2 separate regions of the Homo sapiens genome follow, and region 1 is linked to region 2. Evidence: chromatin loops called from intact Hi-C (ENCODE). Cell type or tissue: A673. All regions are shown on one strand. Each heading gives the region's core, and the rest is flanking DNA. Links, peaks and the distances in the headings are about the cores only.

Region 1 (5,855 bases), core at 539-5,538, 170 kb after region 2:
TACCAGCTCATGTTTGCCCATATTTGCGCAGAAACAACAGACCTTGTTGGATCATTTAAAATGTTGCTAAGATTTCTGCATGATTTCTTCAGCCATGTAGCATTTTTTTTTCTTGGTTAGCATGTTTTCATTGGTTTTCTTTTTTAGCATTTTGAATTTATCAGCCTACTGCCTTCCGACTTCCAAAGTTTCCAATGAGAAGTCTGATGATAATCTTCTTTAGGATCCCTGGGATGGGATCAGTCACTTCTGTCTTGTGGCTTTTACTGTGCTTCAGGGTGGACTTCTGACTTCATCCTACCTGAAGTTTGCTGCCTTTCTTGGATGTTTATTTCAAATAGTTGCACTGACAGGTCTAAGAATTTCCCCTGTACCGGTGAGTGAAATGGATGAGCATGCCCACGAGAGGTCTCAGATTTTCCAACCACCCATGTGTGGGTTGTGTTCAATTTCCTCCTCCTACAACCACTTTCCTTCTTAATGAAAATGCCTGGGTCACTTCACAATGTAATCACATGACCGAATCTGGTCACACATCCTATGCTTGGCACCTGTCACATCTACTTTGCCCCCAGCCTTTGGGGTCCCTACTCCTGAGGTCCTGAACATTCATAGAGAACAGATCTCATTAAGCACAGGAGAGGGGCAGAAAGAATTTGCAAGATTAAGTGGGCCAAGTCTTGTAACACCAGTTGTAGGTAGAAGCAATAGCAGGCTCCAAAGATATCCATGTCCTGATTCCCAGAACCTGTGCAAGGGAAATGAAGGTTGCAGATGGAATGAAAGTTGCTGATCAGCTGAGCTTGAGATGAGAAGACATTACTGGATTACCCAGGTAGGACCAATGTTATCACATGGGTCTTTATCATGGAAAGAGGGAAGCAAGAGGGTCAGAGTTAGAGAGAGATTGGAAGATGCTACACTGCTGGCTTTGAAGATGGAGGGAGCAGCTACATAATAAGGCGTGTAGGCAGCCTCTAGAAGCTGGAAATGTCAAGCAAACCGTTTCTCTCCTAGAGCCTCCAGAAGGAAGCCAGCCCTGCTGACACCTTGATGGGAGCCCCAGGAAACTAATTTCAGACTTCTTACCTCCAGAACTGTAAGCAAAGAAATGTGCATTGTTTTAAGCTGCAAAGTCTGTGATGCTTTGTCCTAGAAGCAAGAGGAAACTGTTCTAACCTCCTTCGGCAGTTGAAGGAAATCAAGTCAACAGCAACTGAAGTCATTAGAGTGAGGTCTCAGATTCCCATGTGGGATTTTTTTCCTTGCTCTTGGTTTTGCTCAAGACCTAGGATCTGATTTTGGCTGGTGCAAAAGCCACCAAAGTTACTGAGATTTGGGGGAATGGGATTCAGGGCCGAGTGGGGACATAAGAAGCCCAGAGCAGAAGCTGAAGAGCCAACAGACGTCAATTTAAAACACAGCACATTCTTAGCATCGGGCGATGTGTCTGCAACTAACTGATCGGATGGTGTGTGTTTTCTGTGTCTTTTTCAATATGTTAAAGGCAAAATCACAATAGTGAGTAAGGGTGACCGCACAGCAAAACTGTTCTTCTAGACTCATCTTGCACCATAGTGGCAGCTGAAGGAATTGTGCACCACGATGCACCCCTGTGGTCAGGAAAGGCTTCTAGGATGCCTGGGAGCTGAACGAGGTGGTAAATGATGGTGTTGGAGCTGGAGAGAAGTACAGGGTAGGCATTCCAGGTGACAGGAAGGAAATAAGGAAGCCAAGCAGTGTAGTGGTGAGAAGAAGCACAGGTTCACCCATGTGTGTGGACCGCTGCTTCTTCATACCCAGGAACCCAGCCAGTCCTGGAGATGCACAGATGAGCAAACCATGGCCAGACACTCACTCCCATGTTGCTTAGCGTCTAACGAGGAAAGCGGATATTTAAACAAAATTGCCCACAGGATATAAAAGTAGTGCCGTGGTCAGAGCCGCAGTAAGGAGGTGAGGCTTCTAGATGCTTATAACATGGTCAGCTTGGGTCAGGCAGGGACACAGATATATGAACTTTTTTATTTTTTTTTAAATTTTTTTGAGACAGAGTCTCGCTCTGTCGCCTAGGCTGGAGTGCAGTGGCGCAATCTCCATTCACTGCAACCTCCGCCTCCCAGGTTCAAGTGATTCTCCTGCCTCAGCCTCCTGAGTAGCTGGGACCACAGGCACATGCCACCACATTCAGCTATTTTTTTTGTATTTTTAGTAGAGATGGGGTTTCACCGTGCTAGCCAGGATGGTCTCAATCTCCTGACCCCGTGATCCGCCCGCCTCGGCCTCGCAAAGTGCTGGGATTACAGGAGTGAGCCACTGCACCCGGCCACAGATGTGAACTTTTAAGGGCAAGTGACCATGGAGCTAACAGTGGAGCTGACAATTGAAGTATGAAGACAGCACAAGGTAGAGGCAGAAAGTTTTGTGTAGCAAGTGTGGTACGTGCAAAGGGCCTGTGGTCGATGGAACCGAGGATCCTGTGGGGCTCAGTGAGGAGGGAAAGAGGAGCTCAGGTATGGCGTGCCATGGAGGGGAACACAGTGAGGCCACAGTCAGTCCTCAACCTTGAAAATGGCCCTTTGACTGTCCTCAGGGTCTAGCCTTGCTTGCCATGTTCATTGGGTCTAGCACCCTCTGCTTGCTCCCAGACAGCTTTCTCCTGCCTCCCAGCTCTGCATCTCTCAGATCCTGGCTCTGATCCCACGCTGCTGTTGCTTCCACTCATGTACCCATTGCTAACGGCATCATTTCTTGGAGTAATTCATTGCAAAGTTCATTTCCCACGATAAACGCAGTCTGTGCTCATTACAGTCAACAGGGTGGCCCAAAAGAGTTCAGTTAAGGGAAAAAAAAATCAAATTTTCCCTTGAAAAGAAGCCAGTGATATGGCTTGGGTCCATCTTCCTGAGGTTTGAAAACTTCTCTGTTAGTGTTAGTTGCTTTTAGGCCTGGTCCTGCTGCATATACAATGTGTATCTTTCTCTCTCTCTTTTTTTTTTTTTTTTTCTTTTTTGAGATGGAGTCTCGCTCTGTCAGCCAGGCTGGAGTGCAGTGGCGTGATCTCGGCTCACTGCAACTTCCGCCTCCCAAGTTTAAGCGATTCTCGTGCCTCAGCCTCCCAAGTAGCTGGGATTACAGGTGTGTGCCACCACGCCCAGCTAGTTGTTGTTTTAAGACTGAGTCTCACTCCAGCCCGGGCTGGAGTGCAGTGGTGTGATCTTGGCTCACTGTAACCTCCACCTTCTGGGTTCAAGCAATTCTCCTGTCTCAGCTTCCCGAGTAACTGGGATTACAGGCACCCGCCACCACACCCGGCTAATTTTTGTATTTTTGGTAGAGACGGGGTTTCACTATGTTGGCCAGGCTGGTCTCGAACTCCTGACCTCAGATGATCCACCCACCTCGGCCTCCCAAAGTGCTGGGATTACAGGCAGGAGCCACTGTGCCCGGCCTATCTTTCTCTTTATATGTAGACGGTGCCCTCTCCTGGTGGGAGGCTCTCAGTGCCTGGCTCCAAATCCATGACCCTAGAGGTGGAGGGGTCCCCAGCTGCCCCACTTACTTCTCCCAAGCTGGTGCCCTTGGGAATCACCAACTTCTTGTGACCACCTGTTCTAGCTACTTGGTTCACTTTGACCCAGCCCCTCAGGGGTGACACCCTCCCTCATCAGGCTCCCAGATCCCATCAGGTGTTCAAACCCTATGTGGCAGGTACAATCCTGGTCCCCAGAGATGCCCACATCCTAATTCTTAGAACTTGTGAACTTTTAGGACAAAGAGGAATTTGCAGATAGGATTCAGGTAAGGTTCTTAAGATGGGGACATTTTTTGAATGATCTATGGAATCACAGTGGGGTCCCAGGGCTTTTATAAGGAGAGGAAGGGAGATATTTAACCGCAGAAAAAAGGGATGTGAGGATGGAAGCAGAGGTCGGAGTCATGTGCTTTGAAGATGGGGTAACGGCTAATGAGCCAAGGATGGCAGGTGGCTTGTAAAAACTAGAAAAAGTAAGAAATGAATTCTCTCCTAGAGATTCTGGAGAGACTGCAAGCCTCCCAACACCTTGATTTTAAAATAGTGAAATCCATTTCAGACTCCTGACCTACAGAAATGTAAGAAAATAAACATGTGTTGTTTTCAGTGTTGGCAGCTGACAAGTAATGAACACACTTCCTCAATTCATCCTTCTTCCTCCGCCCACTCAGGAATAAAGCTCCCTCTCTTCAAAATGGCATTTGTCTGCAGTATATGAGGAGTGTGAATACAGGTGTCATGATGTATATTTTTGTGTTTTTCTTGTTGTTTTTTTAGAGATGGGGTCTCACTATGTTGCCCAGGCTGGACTTGAATTCCTGGTCTCAAGCAATCCTCCTGCATTAACCTCCCAAAGTGCTAGGATTACAGGGATGAGCAACTGTGCTCAACCCGTATCTTTTTTGTTTTGTTTTTTTGTTTTTGAGACAGAGTCTCATTCTATCGCCCAGGCTGGAGTGCAATGGCACGACCTCAGCTCACTGCAACCTATGCCTCCTGGTTCAAGCAATTTTCCTGCTTCAGCCTCCCAAGTAGCTAGGATTACAGGTGCCCACCAGCCTGCCCAGCCAATTTTTGTATTTTTAGTAGAGACGGAGTTTCACCATGTTGCCCAGGCTGATCTCAAACTCCTGGTCTCAGGTGATCCTCCTCTCTCAGCCTCTTGAGTAACTGGGGTTGCTGACATAAGCCACTGCACCTGGCCTTTGAATCCTTTCAAGAATTAAGTCAATGGTCTGTTTCCTCAATTCTACTCACTTATTTCCCCACAGCCCTTCTCCTCCTCTTTCCCTTTTTCCACTTCCCACATGCTTCATGCCTCACACACCCTTCCTATGAGTCTCAGCATCCATGCATCCTTGCACCAAAGCGTGAGAGACACGGGGTCAGTCTTGGATGGAGAAGGAGCTCCCTTCTACACTTTCCTGAGCTCCTGGAGCTGATGTTACCGGTGCCCCATCCTCCCTTTGAATCATCTTCGCCTTCTGCCATCCCTCCCATGAAGGTCGGCCCCACCTCAAGCTATCCCCTCATATCCCTGACCTTTGCTACCATTTCTGTGCCCCCCTCCAGCCCTGTGCTCACTGCTTCTCATGCTCTATACCTGCAGTCTTTGACCGCTGCCCTTGAATTGCTGGGTTTGCTCTTTCCTGTGATCCGAAAAAGCTGAAGCACAGGGGTTTTCCTTCCTCCTCTTTGCTGTGGCGTGAACCCCCACTCCCTTGCCACGCAGGCCTGGAGGGTCTGCCCAAGTAAACCACTAGCATGATTGCATGCCAGAGTTGCATATTGTTGTGAGTCATAAAAAGATATGTGCGGCAGGCACAGTGGCTCACGTCTGTAATCCCACCACTTTGCGAGGCTGAGGCGGGCGGATCACAAGGTCAGGAGTTCGAGACCAGCCTGAGCAACATGGCAAAACCCTGTCTCTGCTAAAAATACAAAAATTAGCCAGGTGTGGTGGTGGACGCCTGTAATCCCAACTACTCAGGAGGCTGAGGCAAGAGAATCGCTTGAACCCAGGAGGTGGAGGTTTCAGTGAGCTGAAATCGTGCCATTGCACTCCAGCCTGGGTGACAGAGTGAGAGTCTGTCTCAAAAAAAGAAAAAAAAGATGTGCATGTCCTCACCCTCAAAATGTAGAAACAGGATCTTATTTAGAAATAGGTTCCTTGCAGACATACTTAAGTGAAGGATCTTGAGATGAGATCATCCCAGATTTAGGGTGGGCCCTAAATCCAATTACTAGTGTCCTTACAAGGAGATAGAGATTTGGAGACACAGAGGAGGCGGCCACGTGGAGATGGAGGCAGGGATTGGAG
Region 2 (5,777 bases), core at 778-5,777:
CATGACCCCTCAAAGAGAGGTTCCCCCAAGCAATCATGATTCAAATATTTTCATCTTAAGTAGCTTGAACGTTAGCCTTGTCACCCAGGTGAATTTAGTCTCATGATTAGGTAACTATGTATTTCATATGTTCATAGTCTATCTTGAGCTTTAAAAGAGATTTATGGCATCATATTCACAGCTACGAAGGTTCATAATTTTGGGGCCACTTCTACAGTCATTTCATACAATTTATTTGTGAAATATAGAAAAAAACTATTCAATAATCAAATCCAGTTATTTTTCTTTTACATTTATTTAAAATGATTAAAAATAGTTTATGACAGTTTTAGAAAATGGAATGGATTAAAGGCTAAAAATGTTTAGATTCCATTTAAGTAGGTGTGTGTGTGTGTGTGTGTGTAACTAAAAACACAGGTTTTTTCACAAGAATTTAATTAAGCTCATGCTGAAACTCTTATAGGGAAAATAGTAATTGAGCATCAGACATCACCACTCCTGAAAAAAACCTTCTACAAGAATTGAAAAGTGTTGCAGGACCTAATACTGAAATAGGAAATATGGACTATCTTCAAACTGCACAAATGATGCATGAATCCACATTTGAGACCCGCAACTCCGAGGTACCTAATGTGAATGATTAAAGATATTTTACAAACCGGGGAGCCCTTTCAAGTGCTTTCCACTTTCAACCTTCTCTCTTTGAAGACCCCAATTCATAATGGTGAGCATAAAACATGCATACTGGGAATTTTTATGGGCCCCATATATACATTCCAGACTGTACATGAATGTCTTGATCTTTGGTTCTGATATTTATGGCAAAGTCTAAATGTTATATGAACATTAACCTTAGTTTACTCAAACTATACCAATATGCCCAAACCATCCTTTTTTCTCTCCCCACAAGTATTTCTAAAAGAGAAGCAAAAAGCTAGTATACTTCTTGGATGCCTAAGGATTTAAGACTTCCTACCCTGATGAATAGAAAAAGTATAAACCAAGGAATGCAATGTTGGTGCCTTAGGAACTAGCACTTACAGAGTATCAAAGACTAAAAATACTACAAAAAGGCTCAACGCCTGATAATCACTATTTCTGTCTCCTATGCGCCAAAACATATCACAACCATATGATTTCCTAGGAAAAAGCATCCCAAGATTTCCCCCAGATGGTTTTAACATCAGTCATTTTGCACTTAACATTTCAAAATGCAGCCTTATTTTCTTCAGGTAATAATAATTTTATGTGCAGATATCTCAAAGCTGAAAGGATGATCAAACCCTGCTTGTGGGTGTCAGAAATAATGCATCCCCACTTCATTCGCAATAATGAATGCTCAATGATTTTTTCATATCACTGAAGAATTTAGCACAGGTCCAGCATCTTTGGAACCTCAACAATATTCTTCATCTCCCAGAAGCTGATAACATCCCCTCCCCACCAAGATATTCTACCTCCCTACTGCTCACCGCTTTGTGCCATCAACATGGTTAAGCGTGTGTGTGTTATTGCACCATGAGGTAGCTGAAGATCTCACAACAGAGAGCCACAGTCTCTTTGTGCAAATGAATAGCCAAACCAACATTGCAAGCAATCCTTTTTTAGAACGCAGGGTCTAGCTGCCTAACTTATCTTTATAACCACATCACATTCAATGAGTTGGGAATGCTTAGTGAGGCAGCTCATGTACTTTACACAGAAGAAAACACACTTTAGGTCATCAAATTGTGTCAAGAATAAAAGGAAATCTCCACAACAGTGATAAACACGGTTCTTGTTTTAGTTGTTTTTCTCAAAGTAATCAGGGGATCTTAACATCTTCAGACATTTTCTGGTTCTGAAAGGAAGATTAGAAACAAATGTCATTGTGGGGGCAAAAAAAAAAGTCTTATTAAACAGAGAAAAAGAAAACCAAGATCCAATTCTATGCTGTTACAAGAGACTCTTGCTCTAGATTTAGGAGAAGGAAGATTAGAACAGAAAAAAATGAAGCAGAAATGAAGTTGCACATCTTAAATATATACAATGTTTGTCTATCATACTTTAATAAAGCTAGAAGAATGAAAAATCTATTTTAAAAAAAAGAAAACCAAGATCAGACTATGTGCTGTCTACATGACACCTGCTTTACATTCGGCAGAAGGAGATAGATTAGAACAAATAAATGATGCAGAAATGAAGTTGTACATCTTAAATATATACAATGTTTATTTGTCAACTATACCTCAATAAAGCAGGAAAAATTAAAAATAGAAAATATTTAAAAACTGTTAAAATCATATCTGGAAACAAATATTCGTTTTGAAAACATTGTTTTTGACATTTTGCCATTTGTTAAGGATTTTGATGATCTTAAATGAATTGAGTAACTTCCTTTTTGGTTAAAACTAATATTTGTAGGAACTTCTTTTTTCGAATATGGCCTTGTTGGTCTTTATAACTTCTGAAGTGATGTTGTCATTTGCTCCACTTTATAAAATAAAAGCAAAGTATGATTCTTAAAAGTCCACATCAAGTGACAGACATCTGCTTCTATCTGTGTAGCTCTGTTACTACAACTCTTTCTCTACAAAGTGTGCAAGCTTCAGTGTATGGCCTCAGCAGGTACACAGTTCCACAGGTTGTGCACTGCACCACATCACCATGGATATGGTTAGTATACCATGTACGTCATCCTTTAGGAGACAGAGAAAATTAATGACCTAACTAAGGAGAGGTGGACAGCTGGGTACCATTAGCAGCAGCCTGGAACTTTAGAGTCAAGTTCGCAGAGCTCTGAGCCCCATTTGATACCAAACCCATACGTATTTGCTGTCATGCACATATTTCCTAGATAGTATAAAGGCTTTACAGCCAGCGAGGTGATATAGGCCCAGGATCCACATAAATGTCACTGCTCACCCTTGAAGAGATCTCCCTAACATCAGCTCACTCTGTCTACATCCTCCTTTCTGATCTCAGGAACTTTAAGGGAGGGGAAGATAAACTTGGTGCTTGGGAATACCTGGTGAGGGTATCATCGAAGTACAATGGAGAAAGTAGACAAAAATACTTACCAGGCAGCCAAAAGGCATGAAAGAGCTTCAAGACATTATACCTCTTTAGCAAAAACGTGCTTCCTTCCACCTCAGATAAATGGGGCAGGCATCATCCACGTTTTTAAAACTACACCTATTTCAGAAACTCAACTGGCCCCCATTCCAATGATTTTCCTTCTAAAATATTGCACTAAAATATATTTGCCTTGATTATTGAGTTTGTGGGGGACCCCTGTACCCCGCCCTTACATTTTGTGCTTGTGGAGATGGGTGCCTCTCTCTGCTTACTCAGTTTCAGCCCTTGGTTAACAAAGGCTTACAAATCACTGCCACAAAAGCTACTGAAGTTAACACGTGGTGTTCGTTAATGATGGCTGCCATGTTGGGTGAAAGAGTGTTGTCACTGAACCCAAGAATCTGCTCTCAGGTTGCCAGGAAAATAAGGCAGTTTTTCAGAAACTCAGTTTCCTCCTAAAATTTCAGGACGGGGCGTAATGTAGACGGAGGCTCACCCCAAACGGAGGTTCATTAGCTAACGGTTGATACTGCCCATTCACCAGCAGAGGGAGCGCATGGGAAGGTTTTAGGATTTTTGAGGCCAAATGCAAATCCTAAAGCAAACACCGTAGGAATGGGCACCCCTTTCTGGTTTCCTTCGGGGACACAAAGAAGGTATGAGTTAGAGGGCCCTGGGCAAACTCCAGACAGATTCTGACGTGGGTGGCCTGAGGTTTAAACCAAGCCTCCAGAGACACCCAGTTAAAGATCTGAGTCACTCTTTAGGCTATAAAACAATCCCTGACTGTTGTTTCAGAGATTTCTTTAGGGCATCCTCTGCTCTCAAATCCCAAGTGATTCTTCAAACCCAGGAGTGTGGAGCCGGCATTGAACCAGGAAGCCACAGCAGATCTTTCCTCTCCCCTATGGTCTGAGCGCACCTTCGGAATTTCAGAGAGGCTTATAATTCAGTGTTTCGGTAGTTTTCTTTGCGGGTGGGGTTCTGGGCAAAACATTCACATTCAACCCAGGTATTTTTCCTGACTCGCCTGTGACGAAAATTTCACTGAATACAAAACAGAACAGGTAGTTAAACCAACCGTCATGCTTATAGTCTTGCAATGTAGGTTGGTAATTTTTGTTTGTTTGTTTCTTTTTCTTTCCTTTTTTTCTCCTCCTCTTTTACATTAGACAGATAATGTGCCAGCCTCATTGTAACAAGGTTTAGAGGAAGGTACAGCTCACACCTGACCATGAAAACCCAATTGTTGGCCAGGCACGGTGGCTCACGCCTGTAATCTCAGAACTTTGGGAGGCCAAGGCGGGCAGCTCACTTGAGGTCAGGAGTTCAAGACCAGCCTGGCCAACATGGTGAAACCCCATCTCTACTAAAAATACAAAAATTAGCCAGGCGTGGTGGTGCATGCCTGTAGTCCCAGCTGTTCGGGAGGCTGAGGCAAGAGAATCTCTTGAACCCAGGAGGTAGAGGTTGCAGTGAGCCGAGGTCCTGCCACTGCAGTCCAGCCTGGGCAACACAGTGTAACTCTGTCTCAAAAAGAATAAAAATAAATTTTAAAAAATCACATTATTAGGCAAGTTATGTATATTGAACTTAACCAGAAATAACCTTGCTAGTGACAGACATCTGAAAGTAATTTTTTTTTTTAAATCAGGCTTAGTAACAAGCAAAACAATGTTTAGAGCCAAACTTACCATGGGTCCTGAAACAATTTCTCCTATTGTTTAGTTTGAAATAACTGGCTGCTGCTCCCAGCAGTGTCACCACCACCACGGATACGATGGGAGACACGATTTTTGCTACCATATTGCCTGCAGGAGTGGAGAAAAAGCAAGCTCATCCGAGAAAAAAACATGGCTGCAGGAAAACTGCTTAAATATTAGGTTGGTCCAAAAGTTATTGCGGTTTTTGCCATTGAAAGTAATGACAAAAACTGCAATAACTTTTGCATCTATCTAGTAACTTCTCCATCACGTCCCTTCCCACCCTTGTATTCACAGAAAAAAAAGAGAAACTTAATTTAAAAAAAAAGAAAAAAAAACCTTAGGAAGTAATTCTGTTTTCACAAAGAGCCAAGCTTGTCAACCACATTTTACCACTGAAGACATCCAAGGCCAGGATTTGCACAGACGAGGCACTTGGCATTTTTGTTTGTTTGTTGAAGTCAATTCATGTATGCCTTTTAATTAATTTTATTTATTTATTTATTTATTTATTTCTTATTATTTTTTGAGACGGAATGTTGCTCTGTCGCCCAGTCTGGAATACAGTGGCGTGATCTCAGTTCACTGCAACCTCCTTCTCCCGGGTTCAAGCGATTCTCCTGCCTCAGCCTCCCGAATAGCTGGGACTACAGGTGTATGCCACCATGCCCAACTAATTTTTGCATTTTTAGTAGAGATGGGGTTTCACCATGTTGGCCAGGCTGGTCTCGAACTCTTGACCTCAGGTGATCCACTCGCCTCAGCCTCCCAAAGTGTTGGGATTACAGAGGGGAGCCACCGCGCCTGGCCTGATTTATTTTTTTAGAGATGGGGTCTCACTATGCCGCCTAAGCTCGTCCTGAACTCCTGGGCTCAAGTGATCCTCCTGCCTCCGCCTCCTGAGTAGTTGGGATGACAGGCACATGTCAAAACTATTTTGTGCCTTTTTAGATGTAGAATGCCCACTCATGCAAAAATATTGTTCCACTAAAAACTGCCAGATAGGCTTGCTTTCAA

The links. Hi-C counts contacts between places; a loop is a spot of excess contacts. Peaks named below come from ENCODE experiments on the same cell type or tissue, not always from the same donor. Only the 100,000 strongest peaks of a DNase experiment are listed, where the experiment ranks them.
Region 1: it touches region 2 in a loop (7-fold over the local background); 83 of 110 quality-filtered maps call a loop at or near these places.

The regions. Positions count from the first base shown.
Region 1 is chrX:2,642,405-2,648,259 of GRCh38, reverse strand. It overlaps the pseudogene CD99P1. Among named protein-coding and RNA genes, the nearest start is that of LINC00102, 30 kb to the right of the region's middle. In A673, for the core only: a CTCF peak has its summit at 3,502 (motif pointing left); a DNase peak (open chromatin) is centred at 3,489.
Region 2 is chrX:2,810,427-2,816,203 of GRCh38, reverse strand. It overlaps XG (Xg glycoprotein (Xg blood group)), which reads right to left. Exons shown (of 11, transcript NM_001141919.2): 10 at 4,752-4,868; 11 at 1-1,840. The coding sequence ends at 1,824. Among named protein-coding and RNA genes, the nearest start is that of GYG2, 16 kb to the left of the region's middle. In A673, for the core only: a CTCF peak has its summit at 3,560 (motif pointing right); a DNase peak (open chromatin) is centred at 3,583; H3K27ac peaks cover 4,293 bases.